2 separate regions of the Mus musculus genome follow, and region 2 is linked to region 1. A link is a loop called in an ENCODE intact Hi-C map of the cell type or tissue named here. Cell type or tissue: left cerebral cortex. All regions are shown on one strand. Each heading gives the region's core, and the rest is flanking DNA. Links, peaks and the distances in the headings are about the cores only. Region 1 overlaps Macf1 (microtubule-actin crosslinking factor 1). Region 2 holds the start of Mycbp (MYC binding protein).

The links. A loop is a pair of places that touch in the nucleus more often than their neighbours do. Peaks named below come from ENCODE experiments on the same cell type or tissue, not always from the same donor. Only the 100,000 strongest peaks of a DNase experiment are listed, where the experiment ranks them.
Region 2: a loop joins it to region 1, with 5 times the contacts of the local background. A loop is called at or near these places in 2 of 42 quality-filtered maps.

What each region holds. Positions count from the first base shown.
Region 1 is chr4:123,525,540-123,533,874 of GRCm38, reverse strand. All of the region lies in intron 5 of Macf1 (microtubule-actin crosslinking factor 1), which reads left to right. Among named protein-coding and RNA genes, the nearest start is that of Gm31156, 22 kb to the left of the region's middle. In left cerebral cortex, for the core only: CTCF peaks have their summits at 1,658 (motif pointing right), 4,436 (motif pointing right) and 6,895; DNase peaks (open chromatin) are centred at 6,135, 6,878, 7,551, 7,907 and 2 more places; H3K4me3 peaks cover 2,818 bases; H3K27ac peaks cover 1,975 bases.
Region 2 is chr4:123,901,693-123,910,027 of GRCm38, reverse strand. It overlaps Mycbp (MYC binding protein), which reads right to left and starts at 5,015. Exons shown (of 5, transcript NM_019660.3): 1 at 4,941-5,015; 2 at 4,722-4,794; 3 at 346-394; 4 at 62-191. The coding sequence starts at 4,955. It also overlaps D130007C19Rik. In left cerebral cortex, for the core only: no CTCF peak of the experiment used is centred there; a DNase peak (open chromatin) is centred at 5,093; H3K4me3 peaks cover 1,847 bases; H3K27ac peaks cover 1,090 bases.

The DNA of each region.
Region 1 (8,335 bases), core at 309-8,308:
TTCTCTCTCTCCCCTTTTTCCTTCTCTACTGAGACAGAGTCTCTCTTTGTAGCTCTGGATGTTTGTCCTGGAACTCTTTATACAGACCAAGCTGGCCTTGATCTCCCAGAGGTCTCCCCGCTTCTTACTCCTGAGTGCCAGGATTAAAGGAGTCTCCACTATGCCTGGCAATAGTAATTTAATTATTCCCCTCTACACACATATACATGTATGTATATGCTGTATGTAATATACATACAAAAAACCACCAGTGTCCCTGCAAGCATGTACCCCAGCACTGGGCTTCCTCGATTTAACATGATGTTCAGCTTCAGCTGTGTTGCAGCATGAATCAGCTTTACTGCTATTTAGTGTATCGTTAGAGGGCAAGCTGTAGGTGCTATCTGTTTTCTTCATAAGTAGATGGGCATTTGGGTTCCCCCCACTTTGGGTGTGGGACTATGATAAATAATGATGTGTCTTAATTTTTTCACTTCTACTTTTAAAAGTGAATGTATGTGCATTCACACTCAGGCTGCAGTGTGTATGGAGGTCGGACTACTTTCAGGAGACCATTCTCTCCTTCTAGCCTATGGGCTCCGGGTCTTCTGGCCTAGCAGCACTCACCTTTAACCACTGAGTTGCCTCACACTGTGGAGATAATGCTCCCCCCCCCCTTAAAGATTTATTTATTTATTATATGTAAGTACACTGTAGCTGTCTTCAGACACACCAGAAGAGGGTGTCAGATCTCATTATGGATGGTTGTGAGCCACCATGTGGGTGCTGAGATTTGAACTCAGGGCCGTCGGAAGAGCAGTCAGTGCTCAAAACCACTGAGCCATCTCTCCAGCCCACATCTCTCTTTAAAAAACAAAACAACCTTTATTGACTTTTTATACAGTATATTTTGATTGTATTATTTTTTCCTCCCCCAGCTTCTCCAAGATTCCCCTTACTTCTCCCTCCATGAAACTTCGTGTCCTTTTCTCTCAGTTTCTCTCAGAACAAACAAATAAAACAAATGAAAAAGACAAAACAAAACCTCACATACACATAACAAACAAGGATTCCATTTGTGTTGGCCAACTGCTCCTGAGCGTGGAACCTGCCCTGCAGTGTGGGTGATGTACATGCCCAGAAAGCTGATGTGTTTTCCCTCTCTAGCAGGTATAGTTGCAGACAGCTTCTTGGTTAAGGGTGGAACTTTGTGCTTGCTTCCCCTTCTCCATGCTAGTGATGTGTCTGGCTTGAGCTTTGAAGATTGATTTTTCTTGTCTATATACTCATTAGATGTTCTCATCAAGCTTACAGCATGCAGGAACACATTGTAATATAGTGTTACTATATAAAACTATGTAGCTGTATCCATAGACATACGCAGAGTAGAGCTGTTAGACCTTAGGAGATCAGCAAAGTGGCCATTCTAGCCATCTTGGCACTTGGTGGTGATGAAGTAGAACACTGATGTTTGTGTACATGTACATGATAGATAGTGGTTTTAATCTCAAGAAGTATTTTGTTAAAATAGAGGTTGACTTCAGATGAAAACTTTACTAGTACTGATGAGAATGGTAGTACCAATATCTTTATAGAGAGGCTATAGTTTCTTTTTTTTTTTCCCCCAAAGACTTATTTATTATTATACTTAAGTACACTGTAGCTGTCTTCAGACTCGCCAGAAGAGGGCGTCAGATCTCACTATGGGTGGTTGTGAGCCACCATGTGGTTGCTGGGATTTGAACCTTTGGGGCCTTTGGAAGAGCAGTCAGTGCTCTTACCCGCTGAGCCATCTTGCCAGCCTGAGACTATGGTTTCTAAAATACTTTTGACATATATTTTTAAAATATGTGTTGAATAGTTGGAATTCTTTTCTTTTATGTCTTTAGTTATGAAAATTCCAAGGACTGGGAGGTGTATGCAGTCCTTGTACATATAGTCGCTTACAGTGACACAGAAGTTAATATTTTGTTCTTTATTCTTCTGAGGCAGTTTTCCTCTTCTTTTTCTTAAAGGAAGTAAAACATTTCAGATACGTTGCTTCTTGCTCTTTCTGCTCTGTAGTAAATGTCCTTTTGAAGTTGGCACATATCATTTCTTATGCAATTTTGTGCATTAACAGCAGATTTGGAATCATAACTATGTGCTAGCATTTGTATGTTTTATATTTCCAACGTGCCCACTCCAGCCTTGTTCATGTAAGGCCCATGCTCTACTCCCAAGCTAAGGCCTGTGCTCTATTCCTAACCCAGCCCTAAGGTTTGTGGGGTTTGTCGTGATGGCGAAGAGTAGTGTGGCTTGTTCATCTTGGCGTGTATAGAGTGTGATGTGAATGGTACACTTCACAGCTGTGCCACACTTCCTTCCTTAATTAACTATAAGGGCTTTGTTGCCTTCACTTGTGAATAAAGTGCCATTTTTGCAGTGAACATCTGTGTATTGTGACCTTGCCATTGAAGAAAGAGGTTTGGGGTTAGACACCTGGTCTGGAATCCTTCCCCACCCCCCCCCACCCCCCCCACCCCCCCCCACCCCCGCGACAGGGTTTCTCTGTGCAGTCCTGGCTGTCCTGGGACTCACTCTGAAGACCAGGCTGGCCTTGAACTCAGAAATCTGCCTGCCTCTGCCTCCCAAGTGCTGAGATTAAAGGCAGCGTGTGCCACCACGCCCGGCTGGCCTGGAATTCTAGGCCTAATGTGGAAGTCAGAGGTCAACTCTATGGAGTTGCTTCTCTCCTCCCACCTTTATGTGGGCGGGGTTGTAGTGATTGAGTTTAGGCAGATAGCTAGCCCAGCACATCTCTGAATCACTGTCTCATCAGCCCTCCTTCCTTTTTCTTGCCCAAAGCTTGTCTACAAATTGTTCTGGAAACACCATTATGACTTATGATACTTGTTAGGTAATATTGTTATTTGTCATATTGCACGTTTGTTTGTTTGCACGTGATTCCTGCACTAGGAGTAAGCTTAGCAAAGCCAAGGACTTTGTTGCCTTCACAGTCTTTGCTTGTCATAAAATAAGCAGTCAATGAATATTCACTAAGTGGATGAATGTTCTATGAATTTGGTCATCTAAAAGCTGTGAAGGTAGATTGAACGGATAAATTGGCTATGATGGCTTATTAAATTAAATTAATTACTTTAATTATTATTATTAAGCATTGTCCAAATGAGGAAACTGAAACAGTAACCAGTTGGTCTCTTCGGGCCACATATCTTTATAGCAATAACAGAATGCCTTTTCTCTAGGTTTGGCTCAAGCACTTTTTGAGGTGTTGAGGACTTTTAGTTTGTGTGTCCCCACCTCCTTCCCAGAGCAGGTCTCTTGTGGCCCAGGCTATCCTTGAACTCCTGATCCTCCTGCCTCTACCTCACCACCGTGCCAGTTGGTTCTAAGTCCTCTTCTTCCTCTTCTTCCTCCTCCTTCTCCTCCTCTTCCTCCTCCTCCTGCTTCATGGTTGCTTAGTTCTTGGGGTATGATAAAGTGCCATTCATGTTCACAGAGTGAATGAATGACTGTGCATTTTAACTCTGGTTTTCTCTCAAGGAAAACTGTGGGTAATAAATGGTTAACTACCAAAAAAGCCAGAGGAAAAGACTTGAATAAGTAGATCCCAAAAGTTTGCTTTGTGAGAAGGCATAGCCATATGTTCATAGGCTATGCCAGGTGAGGGTCCATGCACACGTTAGTCCTGTAGTCAGTTAACTCAGAAAGAGTGGAAGCATCCCTGTCTAAGAAGAAAATCTTGGGGTTTATTTACTTTCCTTAGAATACAATCAAGGAAAAGAGGTGTACTGAGATCCCTGTGGGAGCTAGGGATGGCTCCTAATGTTTAGCCCCAGGCATAAATGGGAATAAAAGAGATTTACTATAGATCAGGCACTGAGCCAAGTGCTTTACAGACATTATATCATTAGCCTTGTCTTTCAACCCCATTATGTGGGTGGTAGTGTCCATATCTTATAGGTAAGAAATCTGAATCACTCAGTAAATTAGTTAAGCCACTTAGCAATTTGAACCTAGTTCCACCCTTCTCAAATTTCTGTTCCTGTCTTGACCAGTTTTTCTCTGTAGTAGAAAATGACGCAACTGACATATAGACATTTAGAAAAGAGTAGACTCACAGAAGTAAAAATAGAATAAGCTTAGTTCTATAAGCTTCCTAGAGAAACCCACTGCAGTAATAGTTCTACTATTAAGCAGCTATCTCTTTTTGTCCCAGGTTGATCTATTTGGGGGATTTTTTTTTATTAGGTTATATTTCATTAATGGAAGTCAAATGTGTACCTTGCTGCATGAAGCTTAATAGTACCCTTATTTCTGCTTTCTTCATTGTATTTGTGAAGGTTTGGTGGCCGCACGAACAATTTGGTTGTAATGTCATGATTTTTTGCTGGTGAACTGATCTGAGTTTCCCTTGCTCTGACTTGCTGTGTGCTGTGATGTCCATAAGATGGCGCTGCAGTTTTGCTGGCCCTTTAGTGCCAGACTAAGGGAAGAAGCACCCACTGTAGCTACACAAGAGCCGGCCGGCCGGGGCTTTAGGGTCTCTAGTTGCTTTCCTTCTGGGAAGACTCTTCAGGAAAGGTGATAGGGCTGTGCTGGTATATGTTTTTTGAGCTTACATAGCCAGGACAACATAGCAAAATCCCATTACATTCATGTACATACATACATACACAGTGTGTATGTGGCTTAGTGGTGGTGCATATGCCTCTAGCATGTACAAGGCCCTCTATTTGATTCCTGGCACTGCAGGAACATGAAAGATAAACTGCTACAACAGAGAAGAAACATGCATACCTCTTTTCTCCCACTCCATTCAGAGAGCCTTCGATTGCATGTGTTAGGCAGTGTGCTGGAAACCTGGTGGAGGAATTCTGCTGGCTGGCAGCGCAGGGTGTGGTCTATGAGCCTTACTTACATCAGTCTGAGTGAAAATCACCTGGGTTTCAGTCCCTCAGCTGCTCTCCCCAGTCAGCAGCAAGTGTTATTTCTTCGTTGCTTGGCTACAGAGTCTAGCTGCTAGTTTAGAACTATGGGAATATCTTCTTGTTTTATGGCAGTGGAGAGCAGATTTTTCTCCCTCTAGTAATTAATGGAGCTGAAATGAAAAGTCTCTCTTTTATTCTATGGGTATTTTCGAGACAGGGTTTCACTCAGTAGTCCAGGCTAGCTTCAGACTTGCTTTGAAATTCTTCCTTTTTAGCCTCCCAGTAGCTGAGATTACACACATCAACCATTTTGTCGTGTTAACATGAAGTCTAAATGGCTTGTGTCTTCCCCGTCCTCAGTTATTTCAACTTGGACAAGTTAATCAGCTTTCTTAAATCTGAGTTTTCTTTACTTAAAAATTGGGCCACACATGGCTGCTGTGAGAATATAACAGAATAATATATATTATCCTGTTACATTATATATATGTTATATATGTGTGTATCTTCACATAGAACTTGTTATATAGCAAGTACTCAAAATACGATAGCTAACTGTGGCAAAGGCAGTACTGATGATTACTATTGAACACTTATGTCAAATACTGTTGTCTGACTTTTATATTGTATTGACAAGTGATCACCTGTCCCTGAGGCTTAACATACTATACTCAAAATCAATTTCCAGGTTTTTCATCAGTGTGTCTGGCCATCCGAATTAGTGGATGTTACTCTTTGGAGCTGGCCATATATGCCACAGGAGGCTGGATTGTTCATACCCCTGTTTCTTTTCTTAATGGAAGGAGTGGGCTCTAATCTTTCTTAGGTTAAAATTTGATTATGTATATCTTGCTTGCTCTTTTCCTTTGGGCGTCTTGGAGCAGTGATTAAAACATATTTCATTTCATAGGTTGGGAGCTTTCATTGCGGCTTCTCTGGTCTTGTCTACCTGGCCCTTCCCTTCCCTTGCTAGTTAGTACCCACTGAGCTGGTTTGCTCTCCCCACCCCCTCTTTGATATTGTTCTCCTCCTCCTCTCTCCGGCTACCTCTCTCTCTTCCTTTCCCCTCCCCTTTCCATTTACTCTTACGTTCTCCCCTCCTCCTCCCTCTCCCTGGTTTCTAGCTCCTTTTTGCGTTCTGTTTGTGTTACTGAGGGCAGTGCTCCAATTACCTCATATTTGGAGAGAGGAAGCGGCAGCCAATCCGGTTTCTGTCTGCTTTTAGGTCAAGTGATTTCTGAACTGCAGTGAGATGCTTTGAAATTTGTCTTGTTGCAGCTCTGAGCCTGTAAGATGGCTGTCTGAATCGAGCGGCTGGAAGAGACAGAGAGAGGCGGGGAGGGAGGGAGAAAGGATTGGAGGGATTGCCGGCATAGTGCATGTTTTTTGGTTTTTGGTTCTTTTGAATGTGCATCGAGTCCGATGAAGCCGACATTGGAATGCCTCTGGGATCCGAGGACTGATTCAACTGCTTTATTTTCTGAGATTGAGAGAGGAAAGAAATGGGAAATTCACTGGGCTGTGTTAAGGAGCCGAAAGAGTCCATAGCTGTTCCTGAGAAGGCTCCCATATCTCCTAAGAAGAGGGTTCGGTTCAAAAGGAAGTGGAGAGGGAAGAAAATCCTTACTCCAGAAGCATCTCACAGGGAGGAAGCTTTGGAAGGCACTGGAGTCATTGAAGAGACTGAAACCCTAACGAAGTTAACAGCGAGGCTCCCAAAGGAGCCCGGAGTGGGAGGGGCAGAGCACCCCCCATCAGACATTTTCCTGCCCGGAGACTCAGCTCCCAACTCAGGGGTGGGCGATCAAGGGATGATTGTGCAGGTAAAGGAGAGCTTCCAAGCAGAGATCCAGACTGCTCACCTTTTGTTGGAGAATGAGTCATCAGTTGTTGGAGGGGCCTGGGATTCCCTGGAAGAGGGTATGACAGTCATTGCTCACCTGCTTGATAACCCAGCAGAAAGGAACTGTGAGAAGTCTGTGAGCCAACTGGTGGAATTTCCGAGGACAGCATCCTGCAGCAGCAGGGCTGTGCTGTTGCCTTTGCAGGGAGAGACTGCAGTGGAGCAGGGAGGCACTCTGCTCAGACATCGACATCGGAGCAGCACTTTGCCTCGGACGGATTACCCCTCTGAAACAGTAGATCAAGACCAACCTTCAGAGGGCTGGAGTGTGGGGGGAAGAACCAAGAGTGTTCCAAGTGCCCCTCCCACAGGTTCTTGGATTGCTAAGTGTTCTGTTGCTTCATCAATACCAAAACAGTCAGGAGACCCTATTCACACAGAGCCTACCCATGTAGGTCTCGTGTCCTGCAAGGGTCCCATAATGCCTGCTTCTCAGAGTGATTTATCTGTCAGTGGCATCACTGTGAGCATTTTGCCATCCTCCTCTGGCTATGGCAGCGATGGGCTGCGCCTGCATGGGATCCGGCCTGAAGATACAGAACCTGAAAAGACCTCCACACCCTTCTCAGAAGAGGATGGTACCCTGTCTTTGGAGGCAAGCCATACTGATCGTGGGGTCTGGAGGAGGTGGATGGTGTATTTGGGGTAATCAAACTGTCTTTTTGGATTTCCTTCCGCTCAGGCATATCGAAGTGGAGTGTGGTAAGCAGTAAGGATCTTGGAGTATTTCAAACTTACCCCTATATGGGGAGTGTGAGTTAGTGATGGCTAGGGGTTGGCAAGCATAATCTATTTCAAGTCTGTCTCTTGATGCTTAAAACCAAGTCTTGTTGGCTCTGGGGAAATCTCAGGTTTTGAGTGTCCATGTAGCATAATTGCTGAGGTTATCTGGTAGGATTGTCTTTCAAGGTGCAGTTCTGGGCATTCCTCATACTCAGTCAGGGCTGTTGGCTTGTTTGCCCCCTTCAAGAAGTTGTTATGTAGCACAAAGGGTAAAGGGAAGCCTAGCTTAATTTCTAACATTAACATGGGAGTGTGAGGGATCTTGAAGACTTGGGGAGCATGGCAGCTGACTTCAGGGTGCTTGCTCTTCTCTCTGGAGAGTGGTGTTCTTAGCAGAGCTGATGCAATCGCTTCCCTGTGAGGATGTATCTAATGATAGCACTCACAGAATGTTTGTATGGAAGGAGAGGGCTCTTCCCCCTTGGCTTCTAGTGCTAAGATTAAAGGAGATCAGGGGATGTGGAGGAGGGGCAATGGGGAGAGGAGAAGGGGAGGAGAGGGAGAATGGGGAGAGTGAGTGGATGAGATGGGGCAGCTTGAAAGTTCAAAACTCCAAAGTTTATCTTGTGATTGAACTTGTTTAGGGCTTTAACATGTCTTGTCAGGCAACAATAACTGCTGTGAATATTAATTCAGAAATCTGGACACCAAACTAAGGTTATAGGAAGATTCTGGATAACACACTATGTAGCTATAGGCCGTTCACGGTTGAATTTTTATTGGCATATTGGCAGGC
Region 2 (8,335 bases), core at 314-8,313, 380 kb before region 1:
TGGTCAGATAATCATTAGAGACAAGATTATTTTTTAATTTCAATTTCTTTTTTAAATTTACCTTTGCTTTCAGTTTTTTATTTTCTTCTACAGTAGCTTCATATTTCTCTTTCATTTCTGCCAATTCTAGGCGAAGCAGCTCTATTTCTGGGTTTTCCGGGGTAGCAGCTCCTAAGTGATGCTTTAAAAAACTAACATCAGTGTTAAGAATGTACTCAGAACAAAATAAGGCCAGGGGAACAGTCACCCACCACACACCACCAGTAGTTATCCAGCTTATTATATATGTGAATAAATAAAAATGTCAAAAATATGGCTTTTTTACTTCAGAGATGAAAAGGATACTCCAGAGCACTGGTGGGCTTCTCTGGTTCTTCATATAAGGCTACCAACACTGCAAACCAAAGAGAAAGAGAAGCAATGAAGTCTCCAGCGTAGATGGCTGAAATATTCTGAAATTCAGTAAATACTGCCTGCCTATTGTATGGTGAGCAGCTTGCTAAGACTGTCCATACAGTGGTAAACAAGTCAGACAGTGTCCTTGCTAGCAACAAACTTACAATCCATTATAAAAGATAAGGTACTACAAGAATACTGAACTACACTAGTGGTTAGTAAGTTTCAGAATGAGACTGGAGGAATACTTAGCATCAGAGGCAGCCCTGAGACCTAGCTGTGTTTCAGATAAAAATGGGAAAGTTCAAAGCACAAGGGAACTAAGGTGTCAAGTATGTCGTGGATAGTGAATGGAAAGGTAGTCTAAGGGCCAGACTGAGAAAAACTTACTTGAATATTGATGCTAAGGACTACAAACATATTTTAACAGTTTGAAATCAAGGAGGTGGCAGGACCCGTCCTGAATGCTGTGTACAATACTGACTTAAGTGGGACATGGAAGCATAGGAGAGCTGGCTGCGGTGTGCCACACCTGTTATCTCAGTACCGAGGAGGTGAGGAATAGGAGTGCAAGATCATCCTGGAAAAGCAATTAGCTAGAGACCTGGACTACAAGGAGCTCTGTCTCAAAAACAAAGTCTAATGTAATCTAATTAAAGAAATTTAAGAAACTTTAAGTAATTAACAGCATTCCATTTGGAACATTCAAGAATTAAGTTTCATGCATGACAGGCTAGGCACCAACCAGAAAGCATTCCCAGTCAGCATGCTCAGACTGACATTTAAAGCTGCGCTAGCTTCCCGTCAACACTCTCACTCGTCTACTAAACACATCCTCCTAGGATTCAGTGTGCAGGTGGCAAGCTCTCCGCACTAGTGCTAAGGACTCTGAAAAATCTCCTGAGCCACTGTGTGGTTGAGACAGGTAACCCAAGCTAACCTAGAATTCACTATTGTACTCTGGGCTGGCCTCAAACTCATGGCAATCCTTCTGTCTCAGTCCCTCCCATACAGGTGTTATAAAAATCTGATAAAAGTAAAATTTGTAACTTAAATATGCATTAACTTGAGAGTCCAAATTAGGAAATCCTGTTGTAAACCAATTTACATGTCTTGAGTTTTTGAGTTTTAATAATTTAAAGTACAGACAATATGAAAAACATCAAGTGAACAGGTACTTTTACACAAAAATACACAATTTTTTGAGAAATCTGTACATTTATATCAACTATCTGACCATCATCTCTTAGTATGTTACATTCTCTCAAATCCCCACTTACTACTTTTTGCTTAAACAAAAAAATTGTACATTTAAAAGTGTTTCTTCCATTTACTTCCACTGACCTGAACTGAGTCTTAGTCTTTACTTACTTTTAAAGATAGCATCTCTCTGTGCAGCCCTAGCTGTCCAGAAACTAAGTGAACTAGGGTGGCCATGAACTCACAGAAATTGCCTGCCTCTGAGAATGCTGCCTCCCAAGTGCTGGGATTAAACACAGGCCCCACCAGGCCGGCTAGGATGGAAACTTCCATAGGGTGTGACTGTTAGTGCTCTTGCCTTTTCCGTCCATCATTGCATCCCCATTCCCTTCTGCTTCCAAGTGTTAAGTTTTTTGTTCTTTGCTATGGGATGATTGTGCTTTTTATCTGAAGAGAATGCAACCAAATCATATTCATTCCCTTTTGCTTTAGAAGCTAAATTTACTGTGACTAGTTACATAGAGGGGCAGGGGGCGGGGCGGTGGAAATCAGAGGACACGTTTCAGGAACCTATACCCTCCTACCATGTGAGTTTTGGGAATCAAACTCAGGTCCAGCCAGGCGTGGAGGCAGAGGCAGGCGGATTTCTGAGTTCGAGGCCAGCCTGGTCTACAAAGTGAGTTCCAGGACAGCCAGGGCTATCCAGAGAAACCCTGTCTCAAAAAACAAAAAAACAAAAAACAAACAAACTCAGGTCCATTTGGCTTGGCAGCAAGCACCTTCACCTGCTGAGCCTTCTTGCTGGCTCTTAGCAACTAGGTATTTAAAGCCAGGTATTTTAAAGTTTGCTACCCTGCTCAAAATAACTAAAATGCTATTTTATGCATTCACCTTCTTCATGGATGTTTTTGTCTTGAAGGTTGTTATTGTTCTGTTGTTGATGATTGGTTGGTTAAGTTTGGTTTGGTTTTTTTTTTTTTTTTTTTTTAAAGATGTAGTTTTACTCTTTAGCCAAGGCTGGTCTCAGATTCAATCAGTCCTCCTACTTCAGCTTGTCAAGTGCAATTAGAAATGAAACAAGATGTCTAGGTCTTCTGCATATGCCTCAAACCTTTGAGGCAAGGTCTCCCTCAGCCTCCAGCTTCCATCCTTTTACCTAGGCTAGCAGAATTATACACACCAAGACCCTGTCTGGCTTATTATGAGTGCTGGTACCTGAACTCTAGCCCTATAGTTGTGTATCAAGTAATCTTACCTCTAAGCCATCTCTCTAGCCTAGCTATAGTTTACTTTTTTTGGAACAGATCTTGATACATGCTCCAGGCAAGCAGTGAATGCAGATCTGTTTTCCCTCACCAGAGCACTAAAAACATGTCACCATGCCTGGCTTCTTACAATGTTTTCATGTTAGAAACAACTTTAAATCCTCTCTGAAATGTTGCTGAAAGAAAAATGTAAACTTGTATGAAACATCTCTGTTTGATCCTGTAAAATTTGGTTCCCATTCTCTTACACAGCCTGAAGGCTGCACATTGGCTCTGCATTCAGTTATCTACAATTGTACTCCATCTGCCTTTCAGTGTTCTTGCCTGTCAACCTCCTGCATCCATTTCATTCCACGACCCTACCACACAGATTATTTGGGACCAAAAGTGTATCAGTGTTTATCTCCAGAGGTTGAACTATCTACTCATACATAATGAGTGTTTTGGAGATGAGATCCAAGCCTAAACATGAAATTAATTTACATTCCATATAGACCTTATTCACATAATATAAACATGATCTTGAACAAGTACATATTCCTAGGCTCCTGAATTTTGACTGACATAATTTATGCAGTCAAGTATGGAACTTTCCACATCAATACTCAGTAAGTTACAAATCTGAGAGCAATTTAGATTTCAAAATTTCAGATTAAGGATACTTATCCGTACTGTTCAAGGTCTTCCCTCTGCCACTCCATGTAAAATGTCCCATCTTTATCCTTGCTATGGTTTAAGTTAGACATTTACCACTAGCTGGCACTAGTTTTAGTGTGTGTGTGTCCCTATCTAAGCTACAAGCTCCCAAAAGCAAGAACATTTCCATGGCTGTATCCCCTTGGTGCCCAGAACACACGGCTGGAGTAAAATCATTACATGAAAGAAACATGAGGGGTTTTTTTTAACAGAATTCCAAGCCATCTGTGACACTTCTGATGCCACAAACTACAGTGGTCTCACAGAGTAGTTCCTTATACTTTTGCTCACATTGACTTCCGATGACATAAGGAAATGAGTAGTAATTCTAACTTGTCAGTTCATCCATGTAAGAGAATTAAAAGCCCTGCTTTCTTCTAAGTTCTCCCAAATTTTCCCCTAGCTTTTGTTCCCTAAAAAGCAGATACAAATTATTTCCCAGACACTTCCTATTCTCAAAAGGACCAAGTTTTCAATCCCTGCCAGCCATTCCATTCTATTCCCTTGAAAACACCAAGCAATGTTGAGTTCTTACCATGTAGAAGGCATTCAATATACTGTTAAGGCCAGTTAGCTTTATTCTATGATTCCAACCACCATACTCTCTAGCCTTACACCCAGAAAGGAAGGGATACACTTTACGCTTCCATTGTTTTAAAGTAAAGAATATAGCTGTTTTTATGTGCTCTGAAGCACTTTTCAAATTGTAATTCCACTTTAATTATGATATCTACACAAAGTAGGAATTACTATAGGCTAAAAGAGTTGAAAAGCCACAGCCCAAACTGTCTATGAATCTCCAGCTTCGGGGACTAGAGCCATTTAATAACCCACTTTCAAATCCAGTCATTTTCTTAGTTGCCTTTGTCCAAAAGAAAAATTTGTAAAATCCCGCACACTATACGGCAGGGAGCAACTGGGATCTCAAGGTCTTGCTAACGTGTCCACTGCGGCTGCTCGCGGGAAAGCAACGGAAGTTGGAGAGACTTTGCAACAGCTGCAAGAGTTTCAGTCCGGGGCAGAGAGCGACCACCGGGGCGAGGCGAAGTCCCGCGGCCGGCGTGCGCCCGACCCACGGGACCCCAAGGCCTCGCTGCTCCCGGGGCGGGCCCCACCTGGCCAAGAGCGCGCGGACGTGGGCTGCAGCCGCCCGCCTCGGCTCACCTTTCGTCAGCGTGTCCAGCACCCCCGACTTCTCCAAGTACCTCCGGAACTGCTCGCGCTTCGAGTCGGCGGCCTGAGGAGACACGGCGGGTCAGGGACCGGAGCCCGGGGCCGGAGCAGGAAGACGGCGCGCCCCGCCGCCGGCCCCAAGCCCTGCACACGCCCCAACTCCCACCCGGCGCCGCCCGCACGCCCCGAGCCACGCCGCGCCCCCCTCACTTTGTAATGGGCCATAGTGACAGCCACAGCGGCGTAGCTGGCGCCGGAGACACGGGCAGGCGGGCTCCAAGCCTCACTGCTCATGCGCGGAACGGCGCGCGCGTCTGCGCACTGGGCAGGCACGGGCCGGGGCCACCGGGGTGTGGCCTGTTTTCATGGCGACCGGGACGCTGTGTATCCCTGTCTCCTCGGAGCCTAGAGAGGCTGCGTGAGCCCGCCCTCCGCGGTTCCGGGCAGTCTCGCGTCTTCCTGTTCCGGTTGCCGCGGCGATTCGGTTGCCTAGCAAGAGGCGAGGTTTAGGTAAAGCCAGGCGAACGACCTGTGGGGCCCTGGATGGGTGTGGCCAGGAGTTAGAGGCTCCTGATGTAGTATCTCCCCACGTGTTAGTGGGCGCGCACTCCTTGTCATTTGGGTCTTTGGTGAGGAACAGACCAATGCCGTGTTTCTTGGCTCAGAAAAATACCCAGCACCAGGAAAAAGTTCAAGGTCACCCTCAGCTAAATAAAGAATCTCTTTTGGGCTTGTTCAGGGCTTGCTTGTAATCATTAAGCCCCGTGATATTTGCAGATAACTGCTGGCTGGTAGAAAACTTATCTCTACAGCAATGTTGGATTAGGGCAATGACCTCTGAAGTGGTTCTTTTCTCTGCCTTTGTCATTAGTTTCCTTTTTTTTTTTTTTATACCCCCTTAGTGGTTAACATTAAGTTCTTTTCCATATATATTATGCGTGTTTTTATGTTGAAAATAATTATAGGTAGTACTAAGTGTGTATGTCTCTCTAAGGAGATTTCTAAGTGCAGAAGAGGGCCCTTTAATGAATTTGTAGTTGTGCCTGCTACTTGGCTAGATTTTGTTTTGATCTCTCTATATAGAAGTCATTCTATTCACTAGGCGCTGGTGGCACACGAATTTAATCTCAGTGCAAGAAAAGTGGAGACCATCCTGAGTTCGAAGCCATTCTGGTCCAAGATGGTCAGGGCTACACAGAAACCCTGTCTCCAAAACAAAGAATTCATTGTAGTCTTGTTTTAATGTAAGGCCCTACCCCCACCTTATCTTTTTGAAATCCAGTGGATTTTTTTTTTTCCAGGAGTTGGGGAAGAGTATTCATGCCGTGGTGCAGTTGGAGATCGGAAGACTCATAGGACTTGCTCTCCTTCCACCGTTAGTCTCAGTAATTGCATTAAGGTTGTCAGGCTTGACAACGAGTGCCTTTACCACCAAGTCATCTTACTGCTCCCTAGCTGCAAAGTTTCTAGACTATCTAAGAAAAGCAAAACGATGGCTCTATGTTGCACAAATAATGAAAATACTGTCTTTTCTGTTGGTCTTGAGAAAAAAACATATTTGGTTATGAGAAGCCACAGAACTTAAACTCATGTTGAAAGAACTTATGAACCCAGCTTCAACCACAAACTGAATGAAAAAGTGCAAAGCAGAGTCCCCTGGTGGGTGGTGCTTGCCTTGCCTCCCTTTGTTCCTGTTGGCAATGCCCTTCCTCCCTCCCATCTCTGCTCTAAGGCATTCGAGACTCATCCAGTTTTTTTAGTTGAGCTTTTTGGGAATTTTACATGGAGTGGGGATGGGGAGGCGTTGTGTTATTGTTTTGAGGCAGGGTCTCACCATGTGTGAACTCCCAACTCCACCCCAGGAACCTGGATTTTTTTCTTCTTCTTTCTTGGGACTTCCTCCTATATTGGAGCCAATCTAACCTTTCCATAGCCCTCTCTTGGGCCCTCTCTGGAGCTCTAGCTCCTGTCCCAAGCTCTTTAAAAAAAAAAAAAAAAAAAAAAAAACCTCATCTTTGGGTAGACCAATGAGCTGGCTCGGTGGATAAAGCCTGATGTTTGTTGGATCCCTGGAGCTGTCCTATAGAGGAGAGCCAGGACCTGCAAAGTGCCTCCGGCCTCTACATGTGCTGCAGGCACACACATGCACACAACAAACAAAGTATTTTTAAATAAAATGATTAGAAAACCTTCACTACTGAGAGTAATGACATGCGCCTTTAATCCTAGCATTCGTGAGCCAGAGCAGGCAAATCTCTAAACTCAAGGCCAGCCAGAGTCACATGCTGAGATTCTGTCTCAAGTAGAACAAGCCCATCACCCTTTACCAACCATGAACGCCAAGTCTGCAGACAAGGACTCAGAGCCACTGAGTCAGTGGATGCTTTCTGGGACTGGGAGCCTCTGGCAGGTTCCTGAGTTGAGCCCATATGAGATGAGTCTCCTTTGCATTCCCTTTTTTCCTGTCCCCCATTTACTGACAGATTATAGCTTGCCTGCCCTGTGGTTTTTCTTTCAAAGTCTATTAAAATGGTCAAGCTTCGTCATTGTCAGGGTCCAGCGGGGTCAGAGTTCTCAACTGGAAGCAGGGATATCTGGAAGGCACATAATAAACAGACACAGACTACTTTTCAGGTACAAACTGACAGGCAATTTTTCAAGGCTTACTCTCTCCTCTCTCTGTCTCTCTCTCACTCATTCACAGCTTGAGGCTGCACACACACTGCATTCTCTTTTGTACTCTGCTTTTTTCCTGTGCACTTTCCTTTTCTTGAACTCCCACACTCCTACACACTTCTTTTTTTTTTTTTTTAATCTTCCTCCTATACATTGCCTTGGTCATGGTGTTTTGTTTTGTTTTTATTTATTATATGTAAGTACACTGTAGCTGTCTTCAGACACACCAGAAGAGGGAGTCAGATCTTGTTAGGGATGGTTGTGAGCCACCATGTGGTTGCTGGGATTTGAACTCAGGACCTTCGGAAGAACAGTCGGGTGCTCTTCCCTGCTGGGCCATCTCACCAGCCCCTCCTACACACTTCTATGTGTTCCTTTTTCACTCACACACACAACGTGCACTCTCCTTACACTCACACACACTCGTCACATACACCTAACTCTTTCTTACTTGCTCTCTCGCCTTTTTCTTGCCCCAGTCTATCGATATTCCAAAAACAAGTAGAAAAAAAAAAAAAAACACTGTATAATCATTGCCAAATCAAATTCAGAAGAATAGCCACATCCCACAGAGAACCAGGAATTACAATTGTTCCCCAAAGCTTCAAGCTCTCCCTATCCCCCCGGCTTGTGGCCAAAATAACAATTGCAAACTTATCATTATTTAAACTTTAACTTTTGACTTATTATAGTTCAGAGATCCGAGGTCAGCTACTTACGTTTTCCTGTGAAGTTCTAATGATAAATGACACAGGCAAAGCTGCCAGACAGGGCCAGAAATAATCAAGCTAGCCATTCAGCAGGTCCGCTAGCTTTCTGCTTCTGCACATTGCACACAACGACTCTCCTGAGAGTCCCAGGGTTCCGACTTAAGTTTTACTAATATATAATTTTATGTATTCTATACTTGTTTATCCAGGAACCACTCT